Linked DNA regions of Mus musculus: region 2 is linked to region 1. The links are chromatin contacts, found by POLR2A ChIA-PET in ENCODE. All regions are on one chromosome and are shown on one strand. The core of a region is the stretch at or near the end of the contact, and the rest is flanking DNA. Distances in the headings are between cores, read along the strand shown. Region 1 holds the start of Stc2 (stanniocalcin 2). Region 2 holds the start of Bod1 (biorientation of chromosomes in cell division 1).

Region 1 (7,887 bases), core at 1,723-4,222:
TGGCTGTCACAGACAAACCAGTCCTGTCTCAGCAGTTATATGTCTCAAACTGAAGTAGGCCTGTCCACAGACACTGGAGCCCCAAGGGCAGCACTGGCTGGCCAGTTCTTGCTCCTCCAAGTCTTAGGGTGGATGTTAGGGTTAGAGAGATACCAATTTTTCAACCTTGCAATGTGTTTGATGCCTGTGCTTAAGTGCTAGCTTTGTAAGCGTCCTCTATTGTCCCCAGCCCATTCCACTCAACTGCCAAACCCAGCCCGAGGGAGATAAAGGAGTCTGCAGAGAAGAGGGAAATTACAACAAAGACACCAGTGTGATCCATGCCCCACAACATTTGCTCTGGGCCTTTAGAGGATTACTCAGGAAACCTCCCAGTCTGTCTGCAGCCCTGTTGAAATGGACTGGGAGAACATCTTTGTCTGCATGCTTTGGCATTGGCCAGAGATGAAACTTCAAGAACGGATACCCATGTGTGCTTATACCACGCATCTAGCTACTATGTGTTCTTTCCAAAGCAGCAGTAGGTTCAGGGGGAACCATGAAATTCCTTTGAAATGTGAAGTTAAAGCCTCAAGATGATTTTTTTTTTCAAACCATGCAGATCCTCTGAGGGCAGGTGCAGGGCCTCTCTACAATGGAACAAAGTGGGTGGTTTCCCTCTGCTGCCTGAATCTCCAGATTCTGTTTCTCTGATATTTTTGTTCCATGAAAGAGGCCACAGAGAGGTTACCTAGCTCTAAAGTTAAGGCTGAGGGCCACTTGACTCTCCCAGGAAATTTTCGGCCTTAAAGGGTGGGGGCAGACCAAAATGCTGTTCGTTTGTGTGTTTTGTTTTGTTTTGAAGGATGTACAGGAGGGTCTTCATCTCCTAAACTAATAAAGGGAGCTAAATTGACTATTCAAGCAAGCAAGGATGGTCCATCATTATACCCAATATCCACCACTTTCCTCAAAAGATAAATGAGGAAGTCACTGCTATTATAGTGACGAATGGCCAGTTTCTTCCTACCATCGAAGACTAAGAGATTCAAACTGACCATTTCCTGGGGCCGAGAACTGTATGGTACTAAGACAGAAGCTCCAAGAAGTCCTGCCCATTGGAAAGCCCATTCCCAGGGCTCCTTCCTCCTTTCTGAAGCAGCAGTCACCCTGACCCCCAGCTTCTCATTTCCCTCGCTGGAGGGCAGCTGGCACCCAGAGAAGCTGAACAGCTGCGGAAAGACAACCTGCGCGCTCATTTCTATACCCCTCCCCCAGGTGTGTCACACGTAGGCGCAGAAGAGGCTGAGAGCGGGCCTCGCTTCGGAGGCCCAGGGTTGCAGTCGCCGCGGGCGGTGGGTGATGAAACCTCCCAGGCGCATTACTGCAGAATGCGCGGGCGAGCGGGAAGTCGGGCAAGGACGGGGGTTGAGAGTTGGTACCCAGGCTCACCTGTTCTCCAAGACTAGGGTGGGGACTGCGGGGGAGGGGCAAGGAGTGCCAATACCGGACGAGTGCCATGTGGCGCTAGGTGGCAACGCTCGCCTCTCCACCCTCCCCCAATCAAGCTGGCCCCCCGAATTACTCCTTCGGGTTTATGAGGCCAAGAGCAGCAGTTCCTGTCCCGGGCCCAGCGCGAGGGAGACGTGAGCGTGCACACGTACACACACAGCAGGGAGGAAAGACGCTCCCGGCAGCGCCCAACTTTCTCCCCGCTTCCTCCAGCAGCGGAGATTGCAGCTGAAGGCGATCTGATTCTCAGGGTGCTTAAGGAGGGGGCTCCAAGAAGAGGAGAAAAAAATAGAAGGTCCCAAGATTTGGGGGGTGGGGTGCTTTAATTTTACATCAGAGGACTGCAGAGTAGAACAAACAAACAAACAAACAAAACCCGTAAGTGGGCCGAGTGGCATTTGGAGAAAATTGAAGACTGTATTTGGAGACGCCTAAAGTTGCCTGTCAAGCTCTGGCCTCTTGGGCACGCGATGGTCTGTGGCCGCCTGACCCAAGGCTGCCTGGGCCTCCAGGCCACCAGCCAGGAAATGATGCAAATGAATTTTCACCTGGTGAAATGAATTGTCACTTGGATCCCTGAAGCCCAGACAGGAATCCGTCTGGACTGGAGGAGGAGCGAGACGAGACGCCCCAGGTGTTATTGGACCCATCAAATTCAGGCAGAAAGTGGGTAAGTCAATCAGGCCAGCAGCTTCCACGCCTGTCCTCAAGCGCCTTTAAATAAAACAAAAACCAAAAAACCCAAAAAACAAAACAAGCGTCAGGACGCTTAGGAATTCCCACCAGAGTTCAATTTGCTCGCACCATCTCTGTGACCAGGTATCTGTCCTAATCTGTTCAGGTCTCCTGGCTGAGAATGTGACTGTGTTCCAAAGAGGAAACTTTCCCAGCTGGATATGAACCCTGGGGACTCTGTCCCTGTGAAGACCGACTTCTCCTGCCCCCCACCCCCCTTTTTTTAGTTTTTAGTTGCAAGTAGAGTTGGCATCCGCTTTAATTTTTCCCCCTCAGTCCATTCGGCCATTGCCCCGGAGCACACGCGCACGCGTCTCGCACACACACACACACACACACACACACACACACACACACACACACACACACCACGCAAACGCGTGCCATTGCCCCGGAGCACACGCGCACGCGTCTCGCACACACACACACACACACACACACACACACACACACACACACACACACACACACACACACACACACACACACACACACACACACACACCACGCAAACGCGTGGCCGCCGCCAGGTCTGCAACTTTGTGGGGCGATCGCGGAGGCGCTCCGCTTCCTCCCGTAGAAGTTGGCGCAGGCCCCGCCTCCCGCTGTGTTGTCAAACGGGCCGGGGTCTCCGATTGGTCCAGCCTCCGGGACAACACCTGCTCGACTCCTTCATTCAAGTGACACCAGAGCTTCCAGGGATATTTGAGGCACCATCCCTGCTATCGCCGGGCACTCGCGGCGCGGCTAACGGCCTGGTCACATGCTCTCCAGAGAGCTACGGGAGGGCGCTGGGTAACCTCTATCCGAGCCGCGGCGAGGAGGAGGGAAGGGGCCAGCGAGGAGGAAGAGTGGGAGGAGGGGGAAGCGGCGGAGGAGGAAGAGGAGGAGGAGGGGCGCACAAAGAATCCAGGTCTCCAGGCGGGAGGGTGATACCCAGAACCATGTGTGCGGAGCGGCTGGGCCAGTTTGTGACCCTGGCTTTGGTGTTTGCCACCTTGGACCCGGCGCAGGGGACGGACTCCACGAACCCTCCGGAAGGTCCCCAAGACAGGAGCTCGCAGCAGAAAGGCCGTCTGTCCCTGCAGAACACAGGTAAACGCGTGCGCCCTGCAGCCCAGAGCTGCCGGGGGAGAACAGGGTGCATGCTCGCGGCGCGCCGGGTGCCTTTAGCCCCAAGCCGGCGACCCGAGCTCACCCCGGGCGGCACAAACTCTCCGTGGCTCGGGACGTGCAGAGGGAAGAGCGAGGCGAAGCGAGGTCTGGCTCGGGCTGCGAGAGCCGGGGATCGGCACGTGCTAGCAGGGTGATGAAATGGCTGAGGCAAGACTTGTTGCTAGCCTTCCCCGGGGCTGAGGGGAACCGAGGCTGTGCCTGACGCTGCTGCCAGCTCCAGCCAGAGTCCCGGGCCCGGAGCAGGGCGCACTTCGTCACGCCTGGCCCGTGCGAAGTACCAAGGGACCCCAGAGCTGGGCTCGCCCTGCACCCAGAACTTCGTTTCCAAGCCGGCCAGCCTGGCATGTACTGTCTCCGTTTTCTCCAAAGATGCCGGACAGCCCAGAACTTTGCTGGCCAGTTAGGAACTTTTCCTTTGGGGGAGGGGGTTCGCAAAGCGTACCTCTGCTGCTGCAGCCATGCTCCTAGCCAAGTCAGCACGGGAAGAACTGTTGACACGATCCGAATCGTGCGCGGCCCTGCTCACCAGCAAGCTGCAGTGCAAAAGCCTGACGTGTGGCACACGGGGCTGGCCTTCTTCCCAGCTCCCGGGAGAGAAAGAAACGTGTCTGCCGCTCGTCTCCTTACGCCCCCACCCCCGCAATTCCTCGGGGGCCGTGTGAAAGCGGCGGCCGTGGCGTGCGTGCGCTCCTTGCCTGAGCCGGAATGCACAAGTGCTGGTCAGGGTTCTCCAAGTGAGTGATCGCTGCCCTGCTCGCGACCACGCGTGGAGTCAGTTCAGCCTCTCACCCCCGCTTGTCTAGGCGCACAATCAAGGGTTCCTCGTCCGCCCTGCCTCCTCTCGGGTTTAGGCACCCCTTCACAAGCACAAGCTCGTTCTCATGCTAGATTTCATCTCATACAGATTTTTCGACTCGAGCCCCGCCCTTCTTCCAGAATACACTTTCCTCATTGTAATTTTGCGGTTGGTTTAAATCGTAGAACTGAGCGAACCGAGAGAGGCGTGAGACTGCTCTGCCGCAGCCTGACAGCTCCCTGTCTGTCCTTTCAGGCTGACGAATTAGGACATCTTGGAAGAGGGAGCAGGCTCGGGGCCTCTGGGATTCGAGGGGATTAAGTGATATCTCACACCGGATCCCTAATTAAAAGGAACCTCCAGAGAAAGGTGGCGGGTGGAAAGGCCAGCCCCCACCTGCCTCCTGCGTTCTGAAGCTGGTGCCAGCTGCAGCTTCCGTGGCCTAGCATTTTTAATGCGGGTGGTTTGGAGGCACGGCTTTAATAGGAATCTTGTTTTGATTTTTAGGTGTTGAATCATAAAGCTGAATTGAAGTTGCTTGGACGCTTTCATCTGGGTTCAGGAAGGAAATGGCCAGATCTTAACGGCAGTGGCTTCTGCAGCCTCAAGTAGAGAACGACATTTAATTCATAAAATGTGGTCATTTTCAAATCTTATTTTCCCTGTGGGTTTTAAAAGCTGAAGTGCTTTGGGCTCTTGAACAGTAGTCCCACAAGTACCTTCATTAAGTGGAAACGATAGAAGGAAGAAAAGAAAACGCTCAGACTAAATTCTGATTGTTATATTTGTTTATTTTGGCTAATTTTACAAATACACATACTTTTCATATGTATTAGAAAATAATGACATTTTCTTTCCACTCCTTAGATTCTGAAATTGGCTCCACTTTTCTCTCCTTTTTTTTTTCTCTAGCCCTTATTAACACTTAGCATGGCAGAAAACTTTGTATATAATTTTTCATTTTAGCGGAGATCCAGCACTGTTTGGTCAATGCCGGGGACGTGGGCTGTGGTGTGTTTGAGTGTTTCGAGAACAACTCTTGTGAAATCCAGGGTTTACATGGGATTTGCATGACGTTTCTGCACAACGCTGGAAAATTCGATGCCCAGGTAAAAAGAACATAGAGAATGAAAAATATTCTGGGTTGGTATAGTGTGGTTGAAATATTGGCTTGGATAGACTTGTGAGCAGATTTCCTGGGTTTAAGTTGCTTGAGAGAGTCTGGTGTTTGCAGGTATGCAGCTGGGCGCCAGTAGCTCCACGTTCCCCCATTGCTCTGCTCTCCGGAGTGCCATTAAGCCAAATCCTTTTCTGCATTCTCATGCTATAACCACACAGGCAGAGCAGACTGGACACCAAAGCCAGTGATAAAAGTGAACCCATTCCTCAAACCCAATACATTAGGAAGAAAGGGCTGAAGTGGTAGAGATCCTAGGTATAGGTAGCAAAGGTTCTTCTGATATATGCATATGTATACACACACACACACACACACACACACACACACACACACACACACACACACACACAGAGGCAGGAAGCCTAGACAATTCACAGTCTCCAAAGAGAAGGGAACAGAGTCTCCTCTTCCAATCTGAAAAGTCAAAACCATGACCGAACCTCCCTTGCCTTACAGTCATAGCTGAATCCACCTCAGATATATCAAGGTAGAGCTGAGTTGCTGCCCAGGGCAGAGAACCAATAAGCAAGTTGATGGTTCTGTCACAGAAGGCCCAAATGTGTGTTTAGATGGCTTTGTGGCATTAGGATTGTCTTCATTTTGTGCCCTGGCTCTCAGCCCCGTTGAAACACCCTGTTTTATCTCATGCACTTCCTCTTTTATTTCACTGGAGCATGATGACGAAGTTCGGAAGAGGTCAACAGTTGAGATATGATTTTATAAAAGTCACCAGTCACCATCCACAGACACCTTGTGGACAGCCTGACAAGCAAGGTCTGTCCACCAGAAAGGGATGTGATAGCCCCTGCAGCCTAAACTGTGGAGGATGTGAGGTAGCAGAATGGGAAACAGAAACCAGGAGGAAAGGGAGAGAACTTTGAACTCCTCAAGACTCCATAAAAAGATTCCCCCCAACCCCCTGGAGCTAGGACACACACCATAGGAAATCCCAAAGAGAGGAGTATGTCTTGGGCCTTCCCACCGGATGTCAGAGAATACAAGAGGGCTTGTCACAGCCCTCACAGAGGTCATTGCTTGTGTTTTCAACCAACCCTTCCAAGTCACTTCTCAGCACACAGCTACTTAAGAAAGAGCCAAGCCCTGCCCTCCATTCCATTTGGCTCCAGCCAAATAAAAGAAACAGGGGCCACAGGAAGGGTGTGTATGCTACGTGGGTTTCCACTGTCTGTAGTCCTATCTAAAGAGAAAACCAAAATAAATATGCTGGTTGGCTTCCTACTTCCAACCTAACCTGGTTTGCTTTCTCAACTCAGTGATTTCCAGATCTGCTTCTAAAGAAACAAACAAGCAAAAACAAAAACCAGGGCTCACCTCTTCAGATGGCCCATCACCATAGTAACTGAAGGGAGATTCATGGCTGGTCACCCAACAATGTCTCTAGGCCAGGTTGTTAGGAGTGGAGGCAGGAGCTTGCCCCCATTTCCCGGAAGCTGTCTCCTTTCTGGCCTTGGCTCAGTCTGCTGGGGTTGCCAGGAAAGCAAACTGTGGGTCACATGTGTGCCTGGCTGGGAGGATGCTTCCTTTCCCACTCACAAGCTGCCACGCTACATGCCAGGTGGACCTTTTAGAAACTATAATCCCAGCAGTTTAAAAGCAAAGGATGTTTCTCCTGGAAGCACAAGAGGAACAGATAAGACAATGAGACCTAGAACAGAAATGCAAGGTTCCAAGATCATGGCCTCCATGGATGGAGAGCAAAAGAGAAGTGTGCTCTCGCTAATACTAGCCAAGGAGTTATGGTCCAATCCCCTGGGGTTCCAGAGAATTTGCTACCGGGCAGCCTCCACCCAGCTGCCTGGAGGAAGCCCCCATTTCAGGAAACCAGAAGAGTAACTGGGATGGGGAGACAGAGATCTGCTAGTGTATCAACCTCACATCCACTCTAGCCTGATGCACGGGGTTTGGGGAGGTGTCATGTCACTTTTGGATGTAGCTCCCATATAGCCTCTCACCTGGAAGTACATCCATTCGAGTGGAACCTTGGGACTCTGAGATCAAAGACTCCTGTGCAAGCCTGAGACTGGCAAGTGTCATCCTGGCTAGTGACGAGCTCTCCTTTGGCCCCTCCCTTCTTTGTCCTCCATCTCCAGGGAAAGTCATTCATCAAGGATGCCCTGAGGTGCAAGGCCCATGCCCTGCGTCATAAATTTGGCTGCATCAGCAGGAAGTGTCCAGCAATTAGGGAAATGGTTTTCCAGTTGCAGAGGGAATGCTATCTGAAGCATGACCTGTGCTCCGCAGCCCAGGAGAACGTCGGTGTGATTGTGGAGATGATTCATTTCAAGGATCTCCTGCTGCATGAGTGAGTAGCGTCCCATCCCCAGGAGAACGGGAGGAAGGGCTGCCTGGCAGTGGGGTCCTGAGGGCTGGAAGTATGTTCAAGGATGCTATTTCTGGAAGTAAACTACCTCCTGGTAGATACAGTTGGGGGAATGCTCCAGAAAGCTAGAAAGCCCCCCAGAAGATCATCAGATTTGAAATTCCCACA
Region 2 (7,887 bases), core at 3,734-6,233, 300 kb before region 1:
CAGGAGAAGGCTGCTGGTCAGCTCAGGACTACTTGCCTCCTGACTCTCTGAGCCAGAGCTAAACCTGTCCTGTGGAAGCCATGTGGGGTTGTGTTATGGTCGCCAGCTGCAGAGCTGCTTTCATGGAGACAGATGACTGTTACTCTCCTGTGCTTACAGGAGCATGGCTTCCTGCCTTCACTGGTAAAGGATGACTTCTGTGTTCCTGTAACCAGCCTGCCAGAAATGAAAATATCCTAGAGACACTGTGTCCCTCAGTCTGGCTACCAGACTATTGAAACAACGAACCCCAAAGAAATCAGAATAGCTTCAGGAATCTCATGCTGGGAGAAGAAAAAGTCATACCAAAATAACCCAATTCTCTCCTCTGAGCTTTCTCCTAGTCCAGCCTCGTAGACCAGTTCAGTGATATGCCATAGACAAGTCCCAAGACTGCACCCACCTATTCCAAATACTGACATTTAGGCATTATCCAAACTCATATCTTATATTTAAAAGAGTAAATTTCCCATTCACTCGCTCATTCTTTCTGTTCTTCCATCCCATTTACTGGGAGCTTGGATGCAACGGTGAACACAGTTCCTGCTTAGTGGACTTTGGAGCTCGTGGGGAAGGTGGAGGTCAGTCCAAGAACCCCCTAAGCAAAGCGTAAGTCCAGGACGGCACTATGTTATCACATATGTGCTAAGGATCTGAAATATTGCTAACAGGATTGCCATGGCTGCAGAGCCTCTCTACTATCCTGGAGAATTGGCTCTGACAGTTTCTCAAAGACCTATCACCATGAGCTGATGTCAGAATCCAGTCTAGAGCCCCCTGATGTGAAAAGCCCATGGATTCTCTATTCTTTCACACAATCCTGGGAAAGCCACCAATCCCATTTTCCAGTTTCTGAAAGATCTAGACTTAGGCTTGTGCAGGTTCCACCTTCTCATAGGCTTTGACTATTCTCATGTAAATATCCTAATATCTAATATGCATAAGTTCACTGAGTTTGGGGCAACTAGTCAGAAAAGGGGTGTTGTCTGTTTCCGTGCTGGAGATTGGACCCAGACCCTGCACATGCTAGGTCTGCATCGTGCCTAAATCTCTATCCTTGAAAAGTTTTAAGACTAAGACTTACCAGCAGTTTTCTAAAGGCCACCAGAAACTACATTACTACCAAGACCAAAGTTAAAAACAGTACTGCCTGGTTTGAAATGCTCTGGGCTATAAATGCAGCAACAGTGCCCTCTGATGGTCATTATTGTACATGTTTTGTGGTGGCATTTTTGGTTTCCCTTAGCAAGTCTTAGATTAATAATAATTAATAATTTCCCATAATTTGATCACTTTCATCCTTAGTTTCAATCCTCAACAGGTCCAGGTTATAGCAGTTATAAAAGCAAGCATACAGGGCATCAGGAGCTGCACCTTGTCATGGACCAGAGTTCCAAGAGCCAACACACAGGGCCCAACATTGGTGAAATACTGGACTGTAAACCTGGTCCAGCATCACTTTCCTATTAGACTATGGCAGATCACCTCAGCATTTACTGCTATACTAGGACTTCCTGAAGGTGGTGACTGTGTTGATTTGAAGAAAACGGACCCATAGGCTCATAGGGAGTGGCACTATTAGTAGGTGTGGCCTTGTTGGAGTAGGAGTGGCTTTGTTGGAGGAAGTGCGTCACTGGGGGTGGGTTTTGAGGTCTCAGATGCTCAAGCCTGACCTATTCTCTCAATGTTTCTTCTTGTTGGCTGCTGATTCGATTTAGAACTCTCAGTTCCTTCTCCAGCACCATGTCTGCCTGCATGCCTCCATGCTTCCTGCCATGATGATAATGGATTAAGCCTCTGAACTCTAAGCCAGCCCCAGTGAAATATTTTCCTTTAGAAGACATGCTCTGGTCATGGTGTCTCTTCACAACAATAAAAGCCCAACTAAGAAAGGGACTAAAATATATTCTTATCTACGTATACTCTGATCAGACAGTTAATGGAGTTGCTAAAGTCAGAGCCTGGGCCATGACAATCCTAACAAGCCAGGTTCATCCACTCACTGACCTCTAAACAGCCAACCAATGAGACATGTTGGAAAAGCAGAGAAAGAGATCTAGTCAATGTGGTCATGTGGAGAGAGGCCTAATGACGGCACCAAGTCTGCCTTCCAGAGACCTAACATGAGGTTGAGATTAAGAGGTATGGCCGGGTGTGGTGGTGCACACCTTTAATCCCAGCACTCAGGAGGCCGAGGCAGGTGGATTTCTGAGTTTGAGGCCAGCCTGGTCTACAAAGTGAGTTCCAGGACAGCCAGGGCTACACAGAGAACCCGTCTCGAAAAACCAAAAAGGAAAAAAAAAAAAAAAGAGAGGTATGCATAATTACTAAGCTGGTCAAGTTGTTCATATGGTCTCCTGCAAAGTGGCCATCAAAGTTGTCGGAATGGTGTGGAATCTTGTTCCAAGCGACAAGCTTTCCAGCTGGCTGGTACCAGACTTTAAATACTCCCTCTACTAGCATGAGCTTCTTCAGAGAGAGCCCATTAGATTTACTAGGGACTACTGGCTCAATATTCTGATAGTCAAAAGGGCACAGCTCAAGGCTCTTTAGCATAGCTTCATTCCTGTCAGGATGGTTGCGCTATTCTACAAGTAGGAAAGGGACAGGGACTTTTAGCCAAGTATTGTGCTAAGCACCAAAGTCAAAACAAACAGTTGTGGTTTCTACTTTGAAGATTATACTCTGGGTGTGGTTGGGGGCATCGGGGTGCAGATGGCCAATCAGCCTATAAATTATTCACTTCCAGTTACAACAATTGCTTTAAGAACTTAGCTCAACAATAGACAAAATTAGACCGGGGACCAAAAAAAGATTTTGTGAGGAAAGAATAAGATATGGTGTGCCTAAAATGCAACCTATAAGAAGGGCACCCTGCCTCCAGCCCTCCCTCCAGGAGGGGCCAGGGTTGAACTCTCTAATAGGACTCCCTCAGAGCCAGACATGAGAGGTCAGCATGGGTCAGTAGTAGAAACAGACTTGAGATGTCCCAAAGGGTTGCAAGCTGTCATGACACATTGTGATCAGCTTAACCTTGCGACTGGCTGAGCTGTTGCTAAGAAGTATGAACTGAGAGTGGCTACTTGTTTTGTGCTCTAATTTCAGTTCTCTTGGGTAGCAAATGTTGGGTGAGAGCATCTTGGATCACTGCCTACTGTGCATCTTCCCCGGAGCCAAGGGCACTGTAAATGTTATCCACATCTTTTTCAGTTGTCATGGGTGACGAGGAGGAACCACAGCAGATGTAGTTCTGAGAGCTGGGGAAGTTGATGAGTTGATGATCAGCCAAGAAACAAAGAGGACAGAAGCACCTAAGAAATCAAAACTGTCCAGGCATGGTGGCACACACCTTTTAGCCCAGCACTTGGGAGGCAGAAGCAGGCGGATCTCTGTGAGTTCAAGACCAGCCTAGTCTACAAAGCGAGTTCTAAGACTGCCAGGGTAGTTAAACAGAGAAACCCTGTCTTGAAAAAAAAAATCAAATATGATCTCTCCTATAAAATATATAAAATTTGTGTTTAGAAGAAGAAATTAAGTTTTTTTTTCCTCCCTCACTTTGTAAGACCTGCAAATGTTAGAATCCCGTGGACATTTTTTATTTACACAAAGGAATTTGATGGCCTTTTCTCCTTGGTGCAGTGACCTCTTTCCCCTTCCTCCTCTACTTCTTATGCACAAATTCTTTTCAGATAACTGAGTAAGATTGTTATGTTGGACCCTAGCCAACTGAGAAAAGACAGGATTCACCTTCCTCAGAATAAAAACCAAATGCACTTCCTGTCTAGGTGTGTTCCCTCCCCTGCCCTTTCCTGCCCCAGCAAGCCTCTTGATCAAGTAAAGTTTGCCTCATCCAGACACTTAGCTGAAATGATGGTCTCTCTTAGCAATCCAAACTTTTTTTTCTAATAGGGGCAACAGTGGGGAATTCAGTGCAGACTTGTGGGTGTAAAAGCTAGGGTATTTTACTTGTTGTAAAATGACAGCTAGCTATCAGGACCGTGGATATGTTAGGTTAAACACTGGACCACAGCACCTACTATACTTCATCTAGGTATATATATGACCACGGTAATTATTTCTGTTCTTCTATTTCTGCATCTGCACAAAGAAATAGTAGTGCCAGCTTTCAGGTAGTTGTGAACGTATTTAAAGAGTGCAGCACTATTACATCTAATTCATTCTACTTACTGGATCTACTATTAGTAATGCTGACAATATTTAATGCTAAGGCGAAAATCCACACATGCAAAAAAGACTTAACAGCAGTTTTTATTTTCTTCTTGTTATTTTACGAGTTCGTAAAATGAATCTGCATTGCTATTAATCAGGCAGAAGGGTACAAACTTTTGAACAGAAGTTTGATTAGTAGGCAGGTTAGAGAGCTTGAGAGGGTATAGGCACTTGCCACTGAGCTGGAGGATACGTGTTCGATCCCACCACTTACATCACAGGAGAGACCAGTGTGTCCCAAGTAGTCCTCTGACCTCCACATATGTGCTGTCGCACGCTCCACCGCCCCTCCCTGCCACACAAAAAGTAAAAATTAATTTTGTCAAAACAATAAGATTAACCCATTGTTAACCAAATCTCCCAGATCACATTATTTAAGGGGATCGTGGGAATGGAGCGACTGTCAAAAGCACAGGCTGCCAGGCATAAATACAGAGCTGCTGAATCACAGTCGTTAAAGGATACACTCGTAATCTTTTAATCAGTTCTGCAGGTGACCCGGAGGTCTGATTTGGGAGGGCTGCCGTGACTGGGTAGGTTCTGAGCCTACAATGCCCAAGCTGTCCCGCAAACTAGCGCGAGCGAGCCAACAGCCTGCCGGGAGTTGTAGTTTCTAACGGCCAGACACGGGCTATAAGAACATAGGTGATGGCTCCAGGAAACCAACCGTCCCACAATGCAAAGGCCGTCGGTGACGCCATTAGACGAGCGCCGGCAGCGCGGCGAGCGGGGAGCGCCTTGGTCCCCGCCGCCTCCCACCCTGCCGCCTCCGTCGCCGCCGCCTCCGTGGGCCCCTCCGTGTCTGCGCAGCTCTGCCCGCGGCTCCCGGAGGAGCAGCGGAGCGCGGGGCCCGGCGCGGGCGCGGGGTGCGGCCATGGCGGACGGTGCGGGAGCAGGCGCGGCGGGCCAGGCTTCGGGACCGTCCGGGGGCTCGAGTGGGGCCGGCGGCCCTGTCAATCCCGCTTCGCTGCCTCCGGGAGACCCGCAGCTCATCGCTCTCATAGTGGAGCAGCTCAAGAGCCGTGGGCTGTTTGACAGCTTCCGCCGGGACTGCCTGGCCGACGTGGACACTAAGGTACCTGAGCCTCGGGGGACCAAGGGGGGCGGACCATCCAGTTGCTTTGACGTGCCAGAGCCCGGAGTAAAACAAAAGGCACCTCGAGAGCCTGGCAGGGACGCGCTGCTCGGGGCACTACCGGTATCTTCTGAGTGGTGCACACCCGACACCGGAGCCCTTACCAGCTGTGATTTTTAAATCAATCAATCAATCAATCTATCTATCTATCTATCTATCTATCTATCTATCTATCTATCTATCTATCTATCTATCTATCTATCTATCTATCTATCTATCTATCTATCTATCTATCTATCTATCTATCTATCTATCTATCTATCTATCTATCTTCTGAGTGGTGCACACCCGACACTGGAGCCCTTACCAGCTGTGATTTTTAAATCAATCAATCAATCAATCTATCTATCTATCTATCTATCTATCTATCTATCTATCTATCTATTCATTTATTTATTTATTTATAGTTCTTTCGCTTTTCTGAACTTGAGGATTCTTTAATGGCTGCACACGTATACCCACTCCATACCCAAGAAACTTGTGTTTTACAACCCATGGGAAAGGTAGAGTACTTTAGAAGCTCCACCCGTTCCCTTGTTCACCTGGGAGGTGATTTTTAGCACTGGCTGGATGGGACTGCACGTTAATAGTCCCTTTCCCCAGCTGAATCATTTGCAGACTTGTTTGAGGTCAAATTGGGATAAGCTGTCGAATCAGCACCTTCTTTTTTTCCATTTAACTAATTGAAATGGAGTTAATGGCTATGTTAGATCCAGTGCCAAAGGCCAGTCTACCGTTAAACAAAATGCTAATTCACCTCATTTGGAAACTTTGGAATGTGTGTCACGGGGCAGGTATATAGTAGCCAGAACATTTCCTTTCCCATTACAAAACTTGCTTGCCAAGATTAAGGTGTGGAGCTAGGAGCCTCTTTGCTGACTGAGAGGGCTCCCCAGGGTAGTGGTTGCTCCTCATGCTGTCAGGGCTGTGAGTCACCAAGCAAGCTGGTCTAGTAGGCCTTAGCTGGGGCTCAGCTGTCAGCTACAGGCTGCTGGGGCCTGTCCTACGGCTTTGATGTGCGGTAAGGTCTTCCCTACATAGACATGTCTTAGGCCACAATCTGCACAGGTAGGCCATCCTTCCTGCTTCCATGTTCTCGTAGAGCGACCAGAGCCATGCAGACACTGACATGCCATTCACCAAGGATCGGGTGAAGAGGTACTATCTGCCTCCAGTTGGAGAGAAGGTCAGGGGCTCAGAACATTCCTTGTACTCACGAGGTAGTTTCCTAGTCTTGTTCTTAAGCTCTGAGGAAGAGGATTTAGACTAAGTGCCTCAGGCTCCTTTGAGGGTCACAGCTTTCCTGGAAACGCTTCACAGAACTCCCTTGGTTGTAGCTGTAGGGACTCTTGCTGAGGCTTGGGTGGCTGTTTCATTTGGAGGGGCCTTTCCTTGGTATACTGCCATGAACAGTCACTGTGAGTCAAGCAGACAGGAGTGTTTGCATTTTAGGGATGGAAATTACTGACACTCAGAAATCAGGTGACTTGTAAGAAGTCAGTGCTCGGCCTCAAACCCTGTTCCTTCCAGAAGCAGCTTGCATCTGTCCTTGGCCACATGGAGATAGAGGGCACCTTTGTTTCCTCTTTTAAGCCTGAAAGTCTAATGTAAAAAAATGAGGGCAGCATAGTACTAATAGGGTTTCCGCTCGTGGAGTTTCTTTAGAAGTAGATTGGCTTAAGGGCTGGAGCAAGAGCTCAGAGGTTAGGACTGTTCTTCCAGAGGTCCTGAGTTCAATTTCCAGCAACCACATGGTAGCTCATAATGAGATCTGGTGCCCTCTTCTGGCCTGCAGGCATACACACACTCTATACTTAATACACATAATAAATAATTTTTTTTAAGTAGATTGACATATATAGGCAGTGCCCTGCACTGTGCCCAGCCACTACAAGACAGGCACCCTGCTGGCTGTTGCCTCATGGCCGCTGTACTGCAGGTGAACGCTGAGGTTGGGTGGGAGTGTGTTTAAAGGAGAAGATGTGTTTCTCTGAAAAGCAGTTTCCTGAATGGCTCAGTGCCAGGACATTGGCACACACACTAACACGGTCTCTTCTGAATGAATGTCTTAGCCAGCTTACCAGAACCTAAGGCAGAAGGTGGATAATTTCGTGTCAACACATCTGGACAAACAGGAATGGAATCCTGCAATGAACAAGAACCAGTTGCGAAATGGGCTGAGGCAGAGCGTGGTTCAGTAAGTAGAGAAAAGGTGGAGGCCCCAGCGTGAATGCTACACAGGCTGACCACAAGTTCATGGGGGTCTTGGTCTGTGGTACTTTGTAGCCATCTTGCTGTCTTGTGCATCACGGAGATGGTGAACAGAGCCCTGGAGTGCTGGCTGCTCACTCTGGGTCATTCCTAGCTGTGTGCATTTGGTGGTGGCTCTGGAAGGCCTTCCAGATTGCCAGGCTTGCTCTTCATTCTTTGAAGCTTTCAGTGTAATCTGAATACAAGTGTGAGTTTTATACCAAGATAGCAGT

What was found. ChIA-PET counts read pairs that join two places held with the same protein, here RNA polymerase II (POLR2A).
Region 2: POLR2A ChIA-PET joins it to region 1 with 16 read pairs in Patski. The contact joins the promoter of Bod1 here to the promoter of Stc2 in region 1. POLR2A ChIA-PET finds 5 or more read pairs at or near these places in 2 of 5 experiments (Patski and embryonic stem cell).

The regions. Positions count from the first base shown.
Region 1 is chr11:31,365,146-31,373,032 of GRCm38, reverse strand. It overlaps Stc2 (stanniocalcin 2), which reads left to right and starts at 2,972. Exons shown (of 4, transcript NM_011491.3): 1 at 2,972-3,321; 2 at 5,165-5,307; 3 at 7,490-7,701. The coding sequence starts at 3,171.
Region 2 is chr11:31,668,958-31,676,844 of GRCm38, reverse strand. It overlaps Bod1 (biorientation of chromosomes in cell division 1), which reads left to right and starts at 4,983. Exons shown (of 4, transcript NM_001024919.1): 1 at 4,983-5,344; 2 at 7,477-7,601. The coding sequence starts at 5,144.